2 separate regions of the Homo sapiens genome follow, and region 1 is linked to region 2. A link is a loop called in an ENCODE intact Hi-C map of the cell type or tissue named here. Cell type or tissue: PC-3. All regions are shown on one strand. Each heading gives the region's core, and the rest is flanking DNA. Links, peaks and the distances in the headings are about the cores only. Region 1 overlaps ROBO1 (roundabout guidance receptor 1). Region 2 overlaps ROBO1 (roundabout guidance receptor 1).

Evidence for each region. A loop is a pair of places that touch in the nucleus more often than their neighbours do. Peaks named below come from ENCODE experiments on the same cell type or tissue, not always from the same donor. Only the 100,000 strongest peaks of a DNase experiment are listed, where the experiment ranks them.
Region 1: a loop joins it to region 2, with 2.9 times the contacts of the local background. A loop is called at or near these places in 3 of 110 quality-filtered maps.

Annotation. Positions count from the first base shown.
Region 1 is chr3:79,163,731-79,173,100 of GRCh38, forward strand. All of the region lies in intron 2 of ROBO1 (roundabout guidance receptor 1), which reads right to left. Among named protein-coding and RNA genes, the nearest start is that of MIR3923, 340 kb to the right of the region's middle. In PC-3, for the core only: no CTCF peak of the experiment used is centred there; a DNase peak (open chromatin) is centred at 4,491; H3K27ac peaks cover 1,420 bases.
Region 2 is chr3:79,358,037-79,367,406 of GRCh38, forward strand. All of the region lies in intron 2 of ROBO1 (roundabout guidance receptor 1), which reads right to left. Among named protein-coding and RNA genes, the nearest start is that of MIR3923, 150 kb to the right of the region's middle. In PC-3, for the core only: a CTCF peak has its summit at 3,951 (motif pointing left); no DNase peak of the experiment used is centred there; H3K4me3 peaks cover 352 bases; H3K27me3 peaks cover 755 bases.

The sequences.
Region 1 (9,370 bases), core at 575-8,574, 190 kb before region 2:
ATTCTGCAGCCTCAAATTTTGAGAGGCTTTTACTCATCTTGAAACAAAGAAAAGGATCCTATTTAGAAAAGTACAATCCTCACTTATTTGTGTACTTTAGACAGATAAACAAATGTCATTATAAGATGACTTCTTCCAGCATCCCCTGATTCTAAATCTTAGGAATATTGAAGGTGCGATTTTCAGATTTCCACATTTTTACAAATGGCATTAGTATGGTAATGACATTGATGATTATATTGTAAAAATGTACCAGTAAGATCTCACCCTGCAATTAAAATAATCCTTGGAAGACACTGTGTGGAATTGTTTTATAAGGGGAGATCACAGTGAAATCCTCCAAAGGTCTCATTTTGTTGTGCCAAATTTGATATTTAAAATGGTCCAAGGGTGGGGGAACTAAAACAAAGAACCAGTGAGTCCTCAACATTACACAGTGTAAATTATTAAAGAAGCAGCTAATAACATAAATGTGGTCCAATTCCTTCAACAAACTCAACAAGAGTCCCTACATAGTCTCTAATATCTGCAGACTATATCAGGCAGTGAAAAATTAGAGTACTAATATGTGGTTTCAAAAGTATATAGCACAGTTGCTTGAGAAGGAAATCTATCAGAAGGACACATATTTGTAAGACTTTTACAGCAGAGATTCATGTCATTTGACAACAGGTAACCTGTCAAATAATCATATGATGAAAATACAAAATCATATTGCACCACCTTTATAATGTAACCAGAATATAAGTACGTCTCTCCTCCTCTACCATCACTCTCATCTTGATCCAGCCCACCATCCTCATTTGCCTGCTTTATTGCAATAGCTTGAAATTATTTTCTCATTTACTCTTTTGCACCTTAGTATTCTTTTAAAATAACATCCTTAATCATTTCATTAAAATAGAATTCAGGTCCTGGTACCATTCTGTTCAAAACTGTCCAATCTCCTCTATTATGTCAGAATTAAAGAAGTAATTTTTGTAGCAGCCTACAAGGACTTTCACGGGCTGCCTATTGCCTCTCTGATCTCATTCCCGACTCCTCTCCCCTTGCTCTATCTGTTGTGGCCTAATGGTTTCTTGCTGTTTATCAAACACACTACAAGTAGTCTTAGCTAGAAGCACTTTCTCCAAATAACTGCATGGCTTATTTATTGAATCCTCTGCATTTTTCTCAAATATTACCTTGGCAAATCTGACTACTGCATTTAAAATTACAATAGATCCTGTCACACTGCACACCCCTAACCTTATCATTTTTTTTCCTGATACTTAACACATTTTAACTTGCTTTAAAATCTAGTTGGTATACTTATTGTTTATGTTACATCACTGCCAGCCTACATTACTGGAATGTAAGCGCCATAAGGTCAGGAATTCTTGATATTTGTTTACTCATCAATGCATCCTGAGAGCCTAGAATAGTGCCTGGCACACAGGAAGATGTTCAATAAATATTTATCATTCACGCTAACAGTGGAGCTCAATAACTTTATTAGAGTCAGCATGTTTTGATCAGAAGACCTTACTCTACCATAGTGTTTGTAGTAGTTCTGTACATGTAGATATCAGGCATAGATGTGGCATTATAAGTAATCAGCTGAGCACTTCAACATTATTTTCCTATGAGACATTTTGCAAGGTTGAGTTCTTTCAGCATTAGAATAATTTACCTGTTTGAGATTCTTAGGAATGTGCTGAGTGAACTCAGTATCCCCTCCAAGAGACTTTTCCATTATTTGTCAGAAGGAGATTGTCTACAAAGTCTTTTGGAAAAAAGCTGATTCGAAGATCAGAAATCAGTGTCAAAACGTCTGTACTATTTTCCAATAATGGGGAGCAATGGGTTCCCTAAGGATTTCCACAAATTTTAAAGCCTGAAAGAACGGAATTTCCCCTGGATTTATAAACTGCAAAAATTCAAGTTTTACCCTAAAGAAATAGCCTACAGAATTTGGGTATCTATAATGGCACGATGTGCACCAGACCAGATACACATATCACATAATCTATCGTGATGGTTCTTTTGATATGTCAGCTTGGATAGGCTTCAATCCCCAGATAGCCAACCCAATACTAATCTGGGAGTTGCTGGGAAGATATTTTATTGATGTGATTAAGTCCATAATCAATTGACTTTAATTAAGTGGAATTGTCCCGGATAATGTGAGTGGGCCTGATTCAATCAGTTGAAAGACCTTAAAAATAGGTCTGAAGCTTCCCTGATGGAAGAATAAATTCCACCTGTGGAGAGCAACTTCAGCCCATGCAGGAGAGTTCCACTCTACCCTTCCTGATGGCCTGTCCTACAGATTACAGACTTGCCTAGCCACCCCCAACAATAGCGCAAACCAACTCATTGCAATAGGTCTCTACTATTGCAATGTGTCTTCTACTGGTTCTCTCTCTTTGACTGAACCCTGACTAATACAGTTATTAATGCCCCAAAGTAATGTAAGACTTGATGAAGATCATAAAGGCACAGAAAATTACATACTTAATCTAATGCCTATAGCCAATTCACTTCTGTTAGAAAAAAATAGAAATTGGAGAATCTTTACAAACTTGCCCTTGACTAAATTTTGGACAGCTGTATTATTTATGATGGTTATGATGGTACTGCAGATACTGAATATTCATTACTCATCTTATACCTTCAATTGGATTTTTTATTCTTGTAGAATTATCTCCTGCACTTAAGAAATCCTCTTTTTAGAAATAATTTAGAGACAAATACATTATATATATTTCAATTATGTGATCAACAACTTTCATAAAATCTTCCCACTAGAATGTAAGTTGCAGGATGGAAGGCAAGTTTTCTATTTTTCTTTTTTTTTTTTTTTTTATTTTTGAGATGGAGTCTAGCTCTGTCGCACAGGCTGGAGTGCAGTGGTGCAATCTCGGCTCACTGCAAGCTCCGCCTCCCGGGTTCGCGCCATTCTCCTGCCTCAGCCTCCCGACCAGCTGGGTCTATAGGCGCCCGCCACCACGCCTGGCTAATTTTTTTTGTATTTTTAGTAGAGACGGGGTTTCACCAAGTTAGCCAGGATGGTCTCGATCTCCTGACCTCGTTGATCCGCTATTTTTCTTAATTTGTTCACTAATGTATTATCAGTGCCTAAATCAGTAAAGGATTCATAATATTTGTTGAATTAATGAATCACTTAACAGTTTTATGGATAGAGGAATAATATTCCAAAGACATCTTCTTAGGCTTCTGAATTAATGCTACTGCTATTCACTATGCCTGAGGCGATGTGCACATATCCACGTGTCTCCAATGTTAAGAACAAAGACTGTCAGAATTCTGGCTACTCAATTTCAAATCATGTCCTAATCATGTTTCCTAAAAGACACAACCAGTGCCAAACACTTCATTTTTCCCAGGTCAAGATACTGCTGATAATATTGATTATAAAATTGAAGAAAGGTCTTTTAGGTTTGAAAATTAATAGCACAAAAGCATTTCCTAATTCATCCAGAGCATCTAAACTCACGCTAGTAAATTTTCTTGCAGTTAAAATTTTTGTGTTTTTTTGTTTACTCTTCACTATTTTTGTTTGCTTGTGCCAACAAAATTCCAGAAGTTGCAAGGCAGCAATTTCTTCCTTAGCAAGAGGAACACAGAGAATTTAGCCTTCTGTTCTAGTAAAACTTCTTTGTGTACATCCACATTGTATTTTTGTCATGAAATCAATGTCACTGTTCCTTTCTTCTAAATTCCTATAACTTATATCTTTATAACACCTGTAATGACTGTCATCATTTTGGGGCTACTGTCTTCATATAAATGATAAAACTATGCAATTGCCTTCTAAGAGGGCACTTTCCTTTTTATCTGTCCCAACTAGTTACTTCCCTTCACACCACTGCTTTATCAATTAAAAAGAAAAGCAAAAATAAAAACAAAAATATCCTCTCTTCATCTCACATCTTTGTTCCAGATCTTACAATGACTAGTAATCTTTCTGCTAATCCAATCTGAGCATTCTGCCTTGGTAATTAAGATGTTTGAAGAACTTGGGATCAGAAGTCAGAATACTTGGGTTTGAATTTTTGGTTTTGAGGTTTATTATCTGCATGACTCAGGCAAGTTATTTGAATGCATTGTACTTAATCATCCTCATCTGTAAAATGGAGATACAAATAGCATCCATTTCATGAGAGAGGTTAGGAGGATTGAGGCAGTTAATATATGCATGGGAAGAATTTAGAATGGTCACTGTCAGATGATAACTACAGACTTTTAGCTATCATCATCATCAGTATTAAAATAATTATTTTTAACTTGTACCACATGTTGGTCAAGCATTATTTGCTATTTTGGGGAATGTATACTTTAATATAGATTCAGGCAATCTGCACAGCCAGGAACGGAAAGAAACTGGACTTAACAGTATTCTTTAGATTTGCTGGCACAACCCTATCGGCCTGTGTGTGATTTGGCTAATTGCGTATTCGGAGAAGAGCCAACAGTGACAGTTTACCCAATGAGAGGAAACATTCAGCTTTAGTCATCGCCCTGCTAAAAGAAATACTTTGATGCTGAGTCAGGAACTTTGGCTTTATTTAAATAAATACTGTTTCTTCCAGGGAGATTTTTTTTTTCCAGAAATCCTTAAGAGAGTTTTTCTTTTTAAAAAAATCAGTGATGAAAATATCATAATTCAAAGCTAAAGTTGGCAGAAACTCCTTGGCTTTCTGAAAATGACCTTTGACCCAACATGGTAAAATGCATACCCATTTTATCTTTCTTCCACTAAACCCTAATATCACCACTCTGGCTAGTTCATTTTACTGTTTCCAAACTCTCCTAGTATAATGTTTGCCCCTACTATTTTGCTTATATTGCTTTTTCCTTTGTAGAAGTCTCTCTCTAATGTTTGGAGGTTAAAGTCATGTTTTCTGTGTCCCAAACTCTTCAATATCTCTAGTCACTTCAACGTTTCCATTTATTTACTTAGTTAGGCAACATTGACTCCATGCCCCCTGTATTTCAGGCACTGTTTTAGGAGCTTAAAATACAGGAGTAGATAATATATCAAGGGTTCCGGTCCTCAGAGGAGCTTGCATTAAAGTGAGGAAAATGCATCACTATTATTTATACAAATAATTAATTATAGATGTTATGAAAGAATGCTAGAACATTGAAATAGACTGTTGCTAGGAAAATCCTAAATGAGAAAGTGACATTTAAAGTTGAAAACTTGAAGAATTAAGATGAATTATTTGAGCAAAATTCTAAAGATAAAGGGGAAAGAGAATGTTTGCAGCAATGAAAAGAATGATTTATGTAGAAGCAACAAGTTTTGAAGACCATAAGATGGGAAGAATAATGGAACTATTAAAGAACTGAAAGAAATCCAGTGTAGCTACAGCTTAGATAACCAAAGAATAGCAAGGCTATGAAAGTGGACTATTGATGACTGGGATCTCTTCAAGAGTACATATTAGTGCACATTTGGATTCAAGATCTTGACATATAATAGTAGTACATATTCATTTTATTATGTTATAATCTACATTAATTTTATATTCCTCCAAACAGTTAATGCAGATTCCATACAAAGGCTTTAAGATGGAAGCACAGATTTCTTGTCGTTTTTTTCTTTTGCTTGCCGCACAGGCATATCATAGCCAATAAATAATTACTTGTTGAGATTATTCTATAGGATTCCACTTTATCCTATTCAGCCTTGCTTGTTTTGTCTGTAGAAATGCACACACACACACACGTTTCTTAATATTACAAGGGCAGAAGAATTTTCAAATGAAATCCAGATAGCTGAGTAATTACTTGGACTACTTGATTTTAATCAATGTAAAATATAGTAATATTCCATGACTGAAGATTATTGTTGAAACCTGAAATAAAATCCTCTGATGTAGGCATTATAATAAGATCCCTTAGGGTGGTTAAATTGTGTAAGTACTTAACGATAAAATAAAACCACATAATAAAAATGGTTCAGCTTTGGTGTTACCATTTTAGGATCACAGCTGTTATAAGTGACTGGTGAAAAATAAATAACCTATGCCCATTTTGTTATCTCAATTCAAAATTTCACAAGTTTAGGTCTTAATACCAAAAGCATAATAAAAGGAATGCTCTCAATTTATGGACATGGAGTATATAAAAATAAGAATAGGGCCTACAAAACTCTTAACTTAAAGAGGTAAATTTTATAAACATTTGAACATTGAAATTATTCAGAGCTTTGAAGTACAAAAATGTAAATACATGTTTAGGTTAAAAATCCTAAAATGTAAACGTTTATAGTCAAAGAGAGAGAGCGAGAGAGAGAAAACACACTCTTGGTCTTTAACAACAAAGGAAACAATAAGTGCAAGGCCTGGGTCTTAGCTATCTGCATATCCTAGTGTAGGGCTCTTTCATGAAATATTCTCACTAGATTAGAGCTCAGGGCCATTGTGCCAATCAAGAGTAAAGGGGCAAATGGAACCTTCAAGCTTTCATCCCAGGGCCTCATTTACCTACTAATTACTGATGAAATCATTATAAGGACTCCATCAGTTAACACACCACTCATTTCTGTTAACACATGAATGCTGTCAGAGGCCATGGTGTGCTACTTAGGTTGCTATTTATCAGAAAATTTAAATGTGTTTCCAGTTCAGTTAACAATCAAAGGTCACTCTTCTTAAATTAGTCCAAGTAAAGTAAAGCAAACATACCAACATAATCCACCAATCTGTTCCATTACCTAGATATCTAAGAATTTTAAAATATTTTGCATTTAAGATAGGAAAATATGTGAAATGTTCAAATAGCCTTGCCCCTAAATTTAAAATTATTATCTTCTTTGTACATGAAACTCAATTTCCTTTCCTTGTCTAAACTAAGGCAATACAAATTTTTGTAAATTTGCTGTAAATCTATTTTAGAGGTAAAAAATGTTGCCTCACACATATATTTGGTTACAGATGTTATTATTACCAGTGAATTAGACAAGTTATTTTTTTTTCTCTTAGGAATTTAAATACATGTTAAATAAGCCTGCCAGTAAATGGTCAAAGAAGGCTAAGGGATAAATCAGTTAGGAGGTGAACAGAGTTGACTCTTCATCAACTTTATTTGCATGTTGAATACTTGCATCAATCTGAAGTAATTTATTTTTCATACTTGTGTTCATTTCTTTTTAACAGAGTAATTTACTTTATATATACCTTTCCTTCATTCAGAAATGAAGAAAATATCACGTAGCCATGTGCTGGATTCAGATGTACTAGTTCAAAAGAGCCAACTGATAGATTTTTCAGGGATATTTTGAGTTAGTTCTTAAATTCGTTGAAGTTACTTTATATAATAATGACTTTCTATAAAATTATTATTTTATATAATTTCATTCACAATAATGAATTTACTTAAATTCATTATTTAAATAATATAAATGTATAATTAAATATCTTATGTTAAAAACAAAGCTTATAAATTAATAATTACACATATTATGTTAAAAAAGCTTATGAAAGTAACAATTTTGTAATTGTTTTACTTCATCGTTAGTATCATCTATGTCCTTGATATTGTTTTAGTATATTTTATTCATGTGCTAGAAACACTATGCAGGAGTGTGCTGCCAAGCATCTCTTCTCAACTTGACATTTGATGATGTCACATTAGTAGCCATGGTGCAAGTATATATGCCATGAAAATTGCAAAAAAAAAAAAAAAAAAGCCATAACAAAATCTGGGCTTAATTTTTTCTTTTGTTGATATTCTAGATTTAAGAAAGTGATGAAGAAAATATTTATAAAACAGATTAAACTTAAAATTGTGTTGCATCAGTACAGATTACATTGTAAACAGCACACACATACATAAAGGGATAAAATATTCTTCCTTAAACAACTATTAACCATTTAAATAAACAAGTCATTCACGTGATTGAAAAACAAGTGAAGTTCTGGCATATATCTTTAGTTGTACACTTTTGTCTTACTTGTTACATAAAAAAAATCAACTAACTTTCATGTTAAAACTGGAAATACCTTCATAGGGTGGTTATGGATACAAAAGTCAGGAAAAATTAACAAAAATATTCTCTGAAAGTCAATTGACTATATGAAATCTATAATAAAATTATGATATGTAACATTATTACTTATAAGTTATGTTGTACACATCTTCATATCAGTATTATACTAAACACACACAAACAGCTTTCCTTTGGAGAGTCCATTATCAAAACATTTACAACCATAAAACTGATTATATGAATATATAAAATATAACACTACAATATATAAATTTAAAGTATGTGATAAAGTAAAACAAAAGTAGAGGCATAAAAATCAAGCCAAAAGGGAGACTTCAACAATAACAAGAACAACAGCAAAAATGATCAAAACCTATTAAATTTCTATAGGTACCTCAATTTGCTCTAAGCCTCCCTCTAATCACTTTGATGAATAAGATCCTGTGGTCTACTCATTCAAAATATTTATCAGATGAAAGCATTTCAGTTACTTAGGAGAAACTATTTTTGATTCTAAATGTGTTTTAGCCAGTTGGGTCAAATTCCTATCATTGCAGGTTATTATGAGTGACTATAAATGCATACAAACAAATACATTGAAAAATATTTCCTTCTATCTCTAAAAGTAAAACATTTTTATTGTATTAACTAAATCTCTAAAAATTTTTGTCTCAATTTTCTGTACTTCATCATCCCCTTGGGAGAATTCCTGGAAAGTTGCTCTTCCTGGATTGCCCGTGTAAGGAAGAGCACACTTCACAGGGACAGTTGATTTCAAAGTCCTTCAAAGATGGATTATCACAGATTGTCTTCAGCTTTGTTAATTTGGAACAATCCTAGAAACTTTACATAAAGTTGTATTAAAATTAAAGTACAAACTACATTTTTTTTCCAATTATATGTGTGTATACCATTATTTTCAATTTTTTTTTTTTGGATCCTGAATTATCTTTCCAACTATTCCCTTCTACTGTGTCTACCCTGAGCACTGCATTATTGACTAAACTGAAATGCTCACCAGTTCTAGGATATGTCATACATTTAAGCACATTTTATTTTGCTTACGACATTTGTTCTTTTAGTTTAGAATACCTTTATACCCTTATCTGTGATCAAGGAATTTCTGTTTACATTTAATACTTAGGGTTAAGTGCTAACTCTTGATCCTCCCAGGAAAAGTTAATACCATTTTCTTCTCTGCTCCTAGAAGATACTTCTTATATATCTATTTTTAAGCATCTTTTAAACTCAGTATTTCAGTTGTGTTCATATCTGCCTCTATAACACTGAAGGCTCTTTAAGTTGAGGTCTAGGTCTTTGTCTCAACCAATGAGAGTAACAGAAGTGCTTTACATGGGTTCAATGGTC
Region 2 (9,370 bases), core at 814-8,813:
ATATCGGTTAAGAGCATGATCTCTGGAGCTGACTTTCTTGGTTTAAATTCTGGCTTCGTCACTTACATAGCTATGTGACATTGGTCATGTAAGCTATTCTCTTTGCCTCAATTTCTTTATCTATAAAATGAAATTGTGAAAAAATACTATTTATCTATAGGGATGTTACAATAATTAAACATCTTAGTAACTATGAAACACTAAGAATAGTGTTTGGCATAAAATAATCATTACATATAGATACGGCTATTCATATTGACACAGGGAAATGCAATATGATTCAGGTTTAAGTGTTAAGTCATCGGGGTCCAAAGGAATAAGCAAAGGTCAGAGGAAAGATTTTATTTGATTCAGTCTGTGTCTCCTCTTTGGATTTGGTTTAGGAAGACGTTGATATCCTGAGAAGCTATAAATGGTTTTCCAGCACAGCAGCAGTTAGAAGTTAATAGTGATTTGTGACTGGGGAAGCTTTCCTCTATTTGTTGATCTCCCAGATAATACTTTCTGTTCTTGTAAATCTGTCTTGAGATTTCAACATATGTATGGGAATCCAAGGTGTGTCTGGGTGTGCTTTAATTTTATTAAATGTTTTCCCATGCTGGACGTCTGGATACATTTAACAGTACTTGTACGTTTGAGACCTATTTGCCATTTTAATAAAAGGAAACAAACTCCAGAAATGCAAGAATTTAAACTAAATACCTCTTTTCTCAAATTTAATCTATAATTTTAAGAGTGGAATGATACTCTTCCTGCATAAGGAAAGACACACACAATTATATAAAATGACACACTTTCACACATTTTGCCATTACAAGTCACTAATGCACTGCACTATTGACGTATTTTACTGTCCTGAATATTTTTTGGCCACGTAACTTTAAAATTACTGCAAATTTGGACAACATATCATGGTTTAACACCAACTGAGGGGGCTTTTTCCCTATAAACGTTCATCTATAAATTAATGACTGCTATTTAAAATGTGTTTCTTCAGACACCAGTCATATCATGTCCTCTGTGCTACTATAAGATTACCTCTTTATTTATCTATGTGGGTAAGTTAATTATAAAAATGCTTGTACCAACTGATCATTTTGCTGGCATAATGAGTATCTTAAACTAGATTAATTTTCTAGCAATATCTAATGGAGACTAAATCACACATGAACATGCTATAACAATATAATGATGAAACAGTGAATGAATCAATTAACTCCTTGATAAACATCAAAAACATACCTCACTCTTATAATTTATAAAGTGAAAAAAAAAGCCTTTCTACTTTCTTTCTGTCAGCATTTAAAACTGGCTAAATTCTGGACAATAAACATTATGAAATACATTTTCCATACATGGTCAAAATAATCTCAAAAGGCTGCTTAATTCAATTACTGACAGAACTTTCAAACAAAGAGGCACCATACTTGGTATCATATGTTGTCTGTATATAATTGCTTCTAAAAACATTTCTTGTCAACTGAATTGGTGGTTGATGTTGATCTTGTTTAAAGGGTTCTAATGATCAAGTTGTCATGATAGGTTATATTTTCTGTTTCATTCTAAACGCCAGATTTGACTTATTATTTGTTCAATCTATCCAGTAAACCATGAAACCAATTATCGAAGCCTCAGTCATTCAGCATATAATCTAGAAGCTGTCCATTTTATTAATCTGAACACTTCTCGGATTATAAAATATCCTAAGAAAAGAATTGAAAGCAATCCTAAGTATCAAAATAATAGATTTCCTTTTAGTAGGCACCAGGATGCCAGGAATACAGATACCAAGCATAAGATAAAATACTTCAAGAGGTCAAAAAGGCAGTAGGCGTGCTGGACTTCAGAGTAAGTGGATTGAGGCCCTGTTGGGAGGATTTCTGGAGTTGGTGATACTTGAACTAAATTTGAAGGAAGAAGAAAACTTCCATCACCAGATAAAAGAAGAAAGATAATTGCAGGCAGAGGAAATTGTGGAATACACTTTGGACTCTATTTCTGGCAGTGGTACTCAAGACAATAGCATGAGCGATTATACTGTATGTTCTCTGCAAATGTTTTGGATGGAGTTCAAACATGCCCAACTTCAAACTTTAGCAAGGTTTAATTACTAGATGCTTCTAAGAAGAGTCTAGTTATAGTCTTAATAGCATCATATTGTCTCAAGGTCTTAGTGATATCAGAATGTAAATCAAATTTACATAAATACATTTTTTAACTTTCATAAATGGAAGTTATGAACAAATCTCAAATGATGATTTTTTATAAAGGGAAAAGACATGAAATCAACTCTTAACTATCCGTGAATAAATTTTCTGAGGTTTTTAAATTTTCTGTTGACATTAGTTGATAAAATTATTTATGAAGAATTTTTTTGTACTTTTAAATTTTTTCTTTGTTTTCTCCACCTTCTTTTTTAATAAAAAAAGAAAATAAAATAAATATTGCAAAAATACTACAAATTTATAGCTCATCTACATAGAGGACAGCTACAGTTTTGCATATTAATAACAATGACATTGATGATGGTGATGATGATGAAGTTGATAGCTCTTACCAATTATTTAGGGCTAAGTAAGTTTTGGACACTTTACATGGATTAGTCACTTTGTTTCTTAGAACAACCTCATATAAGGTAGATGCTCTTATTGTCATCATTATATAGTTAGGAAACCTGAAGCATAATGCCATAAGAAACTTGATTTAGGTCATGGAGGAGCTGAGAGCAAATTCACAAAGCTGGCTCCATATTCCAAAGTGTGAAGCCAGGGTGCGGAACACTTAGATAATATGATGCTCTTTAATCAAACTCTCTGAGGACCAGTTCTTATTTCTCTAGTGTGAAATAAGTGCTACCCTTAAAAGTTTTGAACACTGCAGGTGGCCATGCTCACCTCAATAGTTTTGGATTCAATAAATTGATCCATGGTGCAGCCTTGGTTTCTATAGTTTTAACATTTGTACAGTTAATTCTGATTAAAACTTCGAGTTAAGAAACTTGATGTACATTCTTTGTTTAGTCTGAAGTATTGTGGTATCTAATGGACATGCCATATCACAAACAAAATTACTATATTGTATTTGCCACCCATCACTAGTCCACAGAAAGATAAATGATAGTTGTATGACCTGAGATAAATATTTTTAATGTTTTTTGATATATTTTATGATAAATCTTAATGTGTGGGGTATAACGTATCTTTTTTTCAATATTAGAATTTTCTACTTATGCATCTTTGTAGTAGATAAAAATTAACTTTTTATTTAAAAAGGAGGTCAGATTGAATCAAAAAGTAAGGCAAATACAATACTGGAAAATCATCTTTACTATGAGATTTGTCATAGGTAGCAAAAGGAGAAAAGCAAATAAATATTGTCACTGAAAAGAAGTGAATAGCCAAATTTTGCATAACCAGAGCCCATTAAACAACTTAATATTTTAAGCTCACGATTTAATACCAGCAAAATAACGATTTAATACCATTAAATAACGATTTAATACCAGCAAAAGCAGTGAGCAGTTTTTGTAGAAGACATTAATAAAGATTGGCAAGGACGAAAATTTTAAATTCAATGTCGAACTCTTCCTGCATACGCTGCGATGGCTGATAAAAATGTCAGTATAGAAAAGAGTAATATTCATTTGTTGTTTGAGCTCTCAACTTTTTATTGTGGCCGTAACAGATATTTACACATATGAAAAACTCATTGCATACTTACAAGTGTGATTATTTTCTAGTATTGTATTTACCTTACTTTTTTATTCAATGTAACCTCCCTTTTAGACAGAAAATTAATTGTTGTATACCACAAAGATGCATAATTAGAAAATTTTAATATTTAAAAAGTATATTTCTTGATTAAAAAATAATTTTTCTCAAGCAAGTTTTCCAAGGTAGTAGCGTCCAAAGGCAGCTTAGTGCCATCTAGTGGCAAAATTAGTTATCAGCTTATTCCTCCTGATAAAAGTTCAGTAGAGTGCCGGACATGAATCTACATCACACATACGGTAGATATGAATTTTAGGATGTATGTTGACTTCGTATAATAATGAGGCAAGCCTATGATAATTACACCAAAATTTAAGTCTAACATTTAATTATTATTAATTAACGAGGAATTATGTGTATCTAAGACACAGACAACAAATGAAAGATACAAGACAGTAGCTTTAAAGGATAAACCAGACCTCAGAAGGGAAAGCGACAACCAGTTTTTTAAAAATAATAGATCGAAGTGCATTTTCAGTGTCAGGATGTGCTTAAGGTTATGAGTAACAATTAGAATGAAAAGGAATATTTGTTTCTCTGTTGTGTTGTGGGAGAAACTAGCTAATATTTGGATAAAATTCAGAACATTATATTTAAGCTACAGAAGAGGAGAGGTTACTGAGAAAACTATTCAATAACTATGAGATTTTATAAAAGGACCTATAATTTCTCCCACTGTAGAACCTAAATAATACAAGATTGAAAAGTATCTCTCTAGAAATGTTTGTGAACTGTCTTTCCTTGAAGGAAATGGAGTGGACTTGATGAAATTAAAATTAAGTTTCTTTTCAGGCTTTAATTGTATTAAAAGCCAAGTATGCTCCCTCAGAATTCATCTTTTTTGGTTTTGAGATAATAAGTCTGTTTGACCCAGCTGAAATTCTGCCTTTTGTTAGTCCTTTTCCTGAGACTCCAATTAACTTTACGAAATTTCTCTTCAGGGAAAAAATCTAGGCAAAAGGATTAATTTAGCTAACAATGCTGTGATATAAAAATCTCTGTAGGAGCTTTTTCTGACCTATTCCAGGGACTCTGCCAACTCAAATGCTGGGATGATAAAAGAGTTCTTCATAGCCCGGGAGATAAGGAAAAAACCCATCGCATCAGACCCAATTGCTCTTAGAGGAATTCAAAAGAATCCAAAATAGCCTTAATGTCTAAAAATGCCACACTTTCTCCTAGTCAGATTGGAAAGGGTACATAAGACTGAGTTTTTAAGTGATGTAATTTTCTCAGCCTGATGAGGAAAGCTTTCATATGTTCTAAATGAGCTATCAGAAAAAGAGAGAGCCACTCTTTTCTTCTCAGCCACTAACAGCAAAATGAAACAATATGATTTTATGAAACACATAAAATCTGTGGATAGGAACAGACACAAAGCTTCTCTTGCTCCCAGTCTTAGCCATGATGAGTTTTCTTGGTTTGCTTATGAAACACAGAAACAGCTGTGATTTCTTTCCTTGTCTGTGTATTGCTTAAAACACTCTCTTCTCTCCAGTCAAGCACTTTGATCCTTTTGTATCTCTAATTCAACATGATCACAAAACATGAAGAAAGAAAGAAATGGATGGAACTGTTATCATTTTATCCATATAGGTTTAAATTATTTTTCATTTTCTTATTTATGATACCAGGATTTTAAAATTTTTAAGAAGTCATTTTTACATAGACTATCCTTGTATTACACATCATAATTTAGGAACAAAAGTGAATTACATCTTTCAACATATTTTTCCTGGAAGACCGTATAATTAATGTGTGTATAATTAAAACACGACTACTAACTCTTTGCAAAGAAAGATATCAGTTTCACTGAGTTCTAGGCTTCCACACAGAAACATATGCATATGTACCCACAGGCATTCACATGCACACACACAGAAGCACATACATGGTTTGACACATACACGCATGCAGTCTTGTGCATACATAAGCACAGGTGTGTACATCCAGACACATTTACTTTCATATTCCTTTCTTCATTGTGACTTGCAATTTGAAAGCCTCAGTATCAAGTTTATGATAATAAGAAACATAATGACATATATTATTATTGCAATCAGTCATTTTTCCAAGAAGCAATTTTCACCATATAGACCACGGTCCAAATCTGATGGATTAAAATATAATAAAGGTGCCTGTAATCCCAGCACTTTGGGAGGCTGAGGCGGGTGGATCACAAGGTCAGGAGATCGAGAACATCCTGGCTAACATGGTGAAACTCCGTCTCTACTAAAAATACAAAAAATTGGCCAGGCGTGGTGGCACGCACCTGTAGTCCCAGCTGCTCAGGAGGCTGAGGCAGGAGAATGGCGTGAACCCGGGAGGCGGAGCTTGCAGTGAGCTGAGATCACACCCACTGCACTCTAGCCTGGGCAACAGAGCGAGACTCCGTCAAAAACAAAACGAAACTATATAAATGTGTGTGTGTATATATATATATATACATATATATACACACACACATATATATATATACACACACATATATATAAAAATTATAGGAAACAGTAATTCCAAGTCATTGATAATTATGTATTTATCATAATTCTATTATATATTGTGTTTCAATGATTGATGATAATTTTGATTTCATCATTTGAAATTAATCATTACTTTTCAGAAATATCTCCATTTGTTTTAACAGCTAATTACCCTCCCTTCATGCCACTCATATATATTTTTCCATATTCTAGGTTTTTTCTCCTTTCCTCTAATTTCAACTTCTTTTGCTTACTCTTGACTAATTAATCTTTTCTTCTCTGTGATTTACTTATCACAAATCAGGCCTTAATCCATTATTTTCTTATTTAGGTGACAATGTGAAGCAGCTCTGGTTATAATTTGCAGGGATTAATCAATCCAGTTTCTGTATATTTTTGGTCCTTTGTGGTACGTTTTTATAATAAAGTACTTTTATTATCAAAAAAGGCATTGACATCAACTACTCTGAAAACATTTAATAGTGATTCATACGTCCGATACCTTAACTTTAGTTTAACATGTTTAAATAAGCATGCATACCTGCTAAACGGGTATTTCTTTTACATATTTTCTGACGAATTAACTGAGGATTCACTGAGGTATCAACAGAACCCTGAAAGCCATAAGACTACATTTTCTGAAAAGTAGTTCTCTTTGGGGAATACCCTCTTTCTGAATACCTGGGGAAACTTCCACTCTGACTGAGTTCTGAAAGAGCATGTTTAATCATTCCTCACTCTATAGCTACAACTTCTTTATATTCAGTTCTTCCCCTCAATTTCCAAACATATTTGTACGTGAATTGCATCAGAATGTCCTGTCCTCAGAATCTTCTACTTGTAGTTTACTTATTGGTTCCCTCTATGCTTTACTCCTTTCCTCTCACGATTAGAATCCAAATTTCATCTAATGGCCACAGCCACCCTTCACCAGCATTTTTTATATCTCTGTGCCATTGAGCTTCTTTCTCACCTGCTTGGCAAAGCCACAACTGTGTATCAGTTCACTTCTTGGCCTTTCCACCTGCACATCCGTACCAATTCACACGTATACTAACGTCATGTCAGCAAGCTTAACTTGGTCCTGAATGTGGACAGACAAATGCATTTCTATCATAGCCCCATGGGAACTCTGCGTCGGTTGCTACTTAGTCAGAAATCTTGGCTCCTCCATCTCTCTGCTTTATCATCAGAGGATCCCCTAACTTCATGAATAAGTAAAAGTCCTCACATGAAAGTGCTACCAACCCCCTCCATTGAGTCTATCAACTTGCAGCTGCACTTCTATTTTTAACTCTCCGTGTTAAAACGGTACTACTTTCCCAGGGCCGGGCACGGTGGCTTAAGCCTGTAATCCCAGCACTTTGGGAGGCCGAGGCGGGCGGATCACGAGGTCAGGAGATCGAGACCATCCTGGCTAACACGGTGAAACCCCGTCTCTACTAAAAATACAAAAAATTATCCGGGCGTGGTGGCGGGTGCCTGTAGTCCCAGCTACTCGGGAGGCTGAGGCAGGAGAATGGCGTGAACCCAGGAGGCGGAGCTTGCAGTGAGCCGAGATCGCGCCACTGCACTCCAGCCTGGGCGACACAGCAAGACTCCGTCTCAAAAAAAAAAAAAAAAGAGTACTACTTTTCACTGAGGCTTCTCCCTCCACTTTTCCATTGGGTTACATCTCTTCCAGACTTCTCAGGACAGGGAGTTTTTGGTTATGCACTCTCATCCTTGTATGTTTAATTCTACCTATACAAAGCCTTCCTACAGAGATGCTGACTCCAGAGTCAGGCAGACCTGGAGTTCTTTACTAGTCTTAGTATTAAGACTTAGCAAGTGGGGGCAAGATACTGCCCTCTAAACCTCAGTTTTCTTACCTGTACAATGGGAATAATAATAGCACATACCTCACATGATTAGGGTGATCGAATAATGGATGAGGAAAATTTTGGCATGAAAGATTTGACAAAGTTTTGCTGTTTATTACTCTTCCTAACAGGATTCAAGGAAGCCTATTCATTGGGAGTATGGGAGGGCAATAGTTTTTCTTAAACTCAATGCCTCCATTTTGTATTCTTGTCTGACTTCATTCTTCTGATTCACCATGAAACTACTTAAAAGAAATGTACTCTTCACCTCTAACCCTGTTTCCAGCCTCCTCTTTCTGACTTTGACATTCACCACTCTACTGCAAGTCCTCATAAAATTCACAACTTCAGCTCCATGTTAAAAGTCCCTTATCTTAGTGCTCTCTTGGCAAGAGAGCAATGTTTTATATGCCCTCCTTACTCATCGCCTCTCTTTTCTTGGCTCTCTTGGACGCAACTCCAAATAGAATGCCCAGCACTTGGCCGGCACAACACAGGGCACATAACGGCCACCAATAAATATTTGTTCAATGATTTAATTAACACATGAACGAGAGTTCCAGGGTCACATTTGCCAATGATGTTTGCCGAGTTTTCAATCCTCTCGACGTTCACTTCCCTGAAGAAACAGCTGGAATCCTAAATTCCTTGTAAGGTAGTTCAGTTCATATTAGATTCCTGCTAAAAGGCTAAAACCACATTAGTCTCTTAAGAATATTCTATATTAAGGATGTCTTAGAAACAGGGGGAAGCTCTTAAGTTTACATTATATAGCTTTCAGAGCTATTGCACTTGGTCAGAAATAGGAAACAGAAATGGTGAGGCACATTTCCATGAAAGCTCAAATTACACTATTTTGTAAAGTTTAAAATCTGCCCATCATTATCCATAAATTGCAGCTATACATTATAATTATTTAATCTACATTTCTTGTTAAACATCTAAATTATGTCACTTCACCAATTACAGGAATTATGTGATTAGGTGTAATTATCCTAAATAGCTGAACACAATTAAAACATCTTACATGCAGGAAGTGTCATACATAGTATGTTATTTTTTTTTTCTCTTGACTCACTGTCCTTGGTCTCTATCAGAAGGAGTTAGAGACTGACTCAGTTTGAATGGAATCAGGGAATTTCCAGCTTTCAAGTGACCACTGGCTCAGGGGCCACCTACAACAATTCCTTTCTGATATTAATCTCATTTTCAGACAATTTCTGCAGTTAGAATTCCCTGAAGCTTATCACCAATA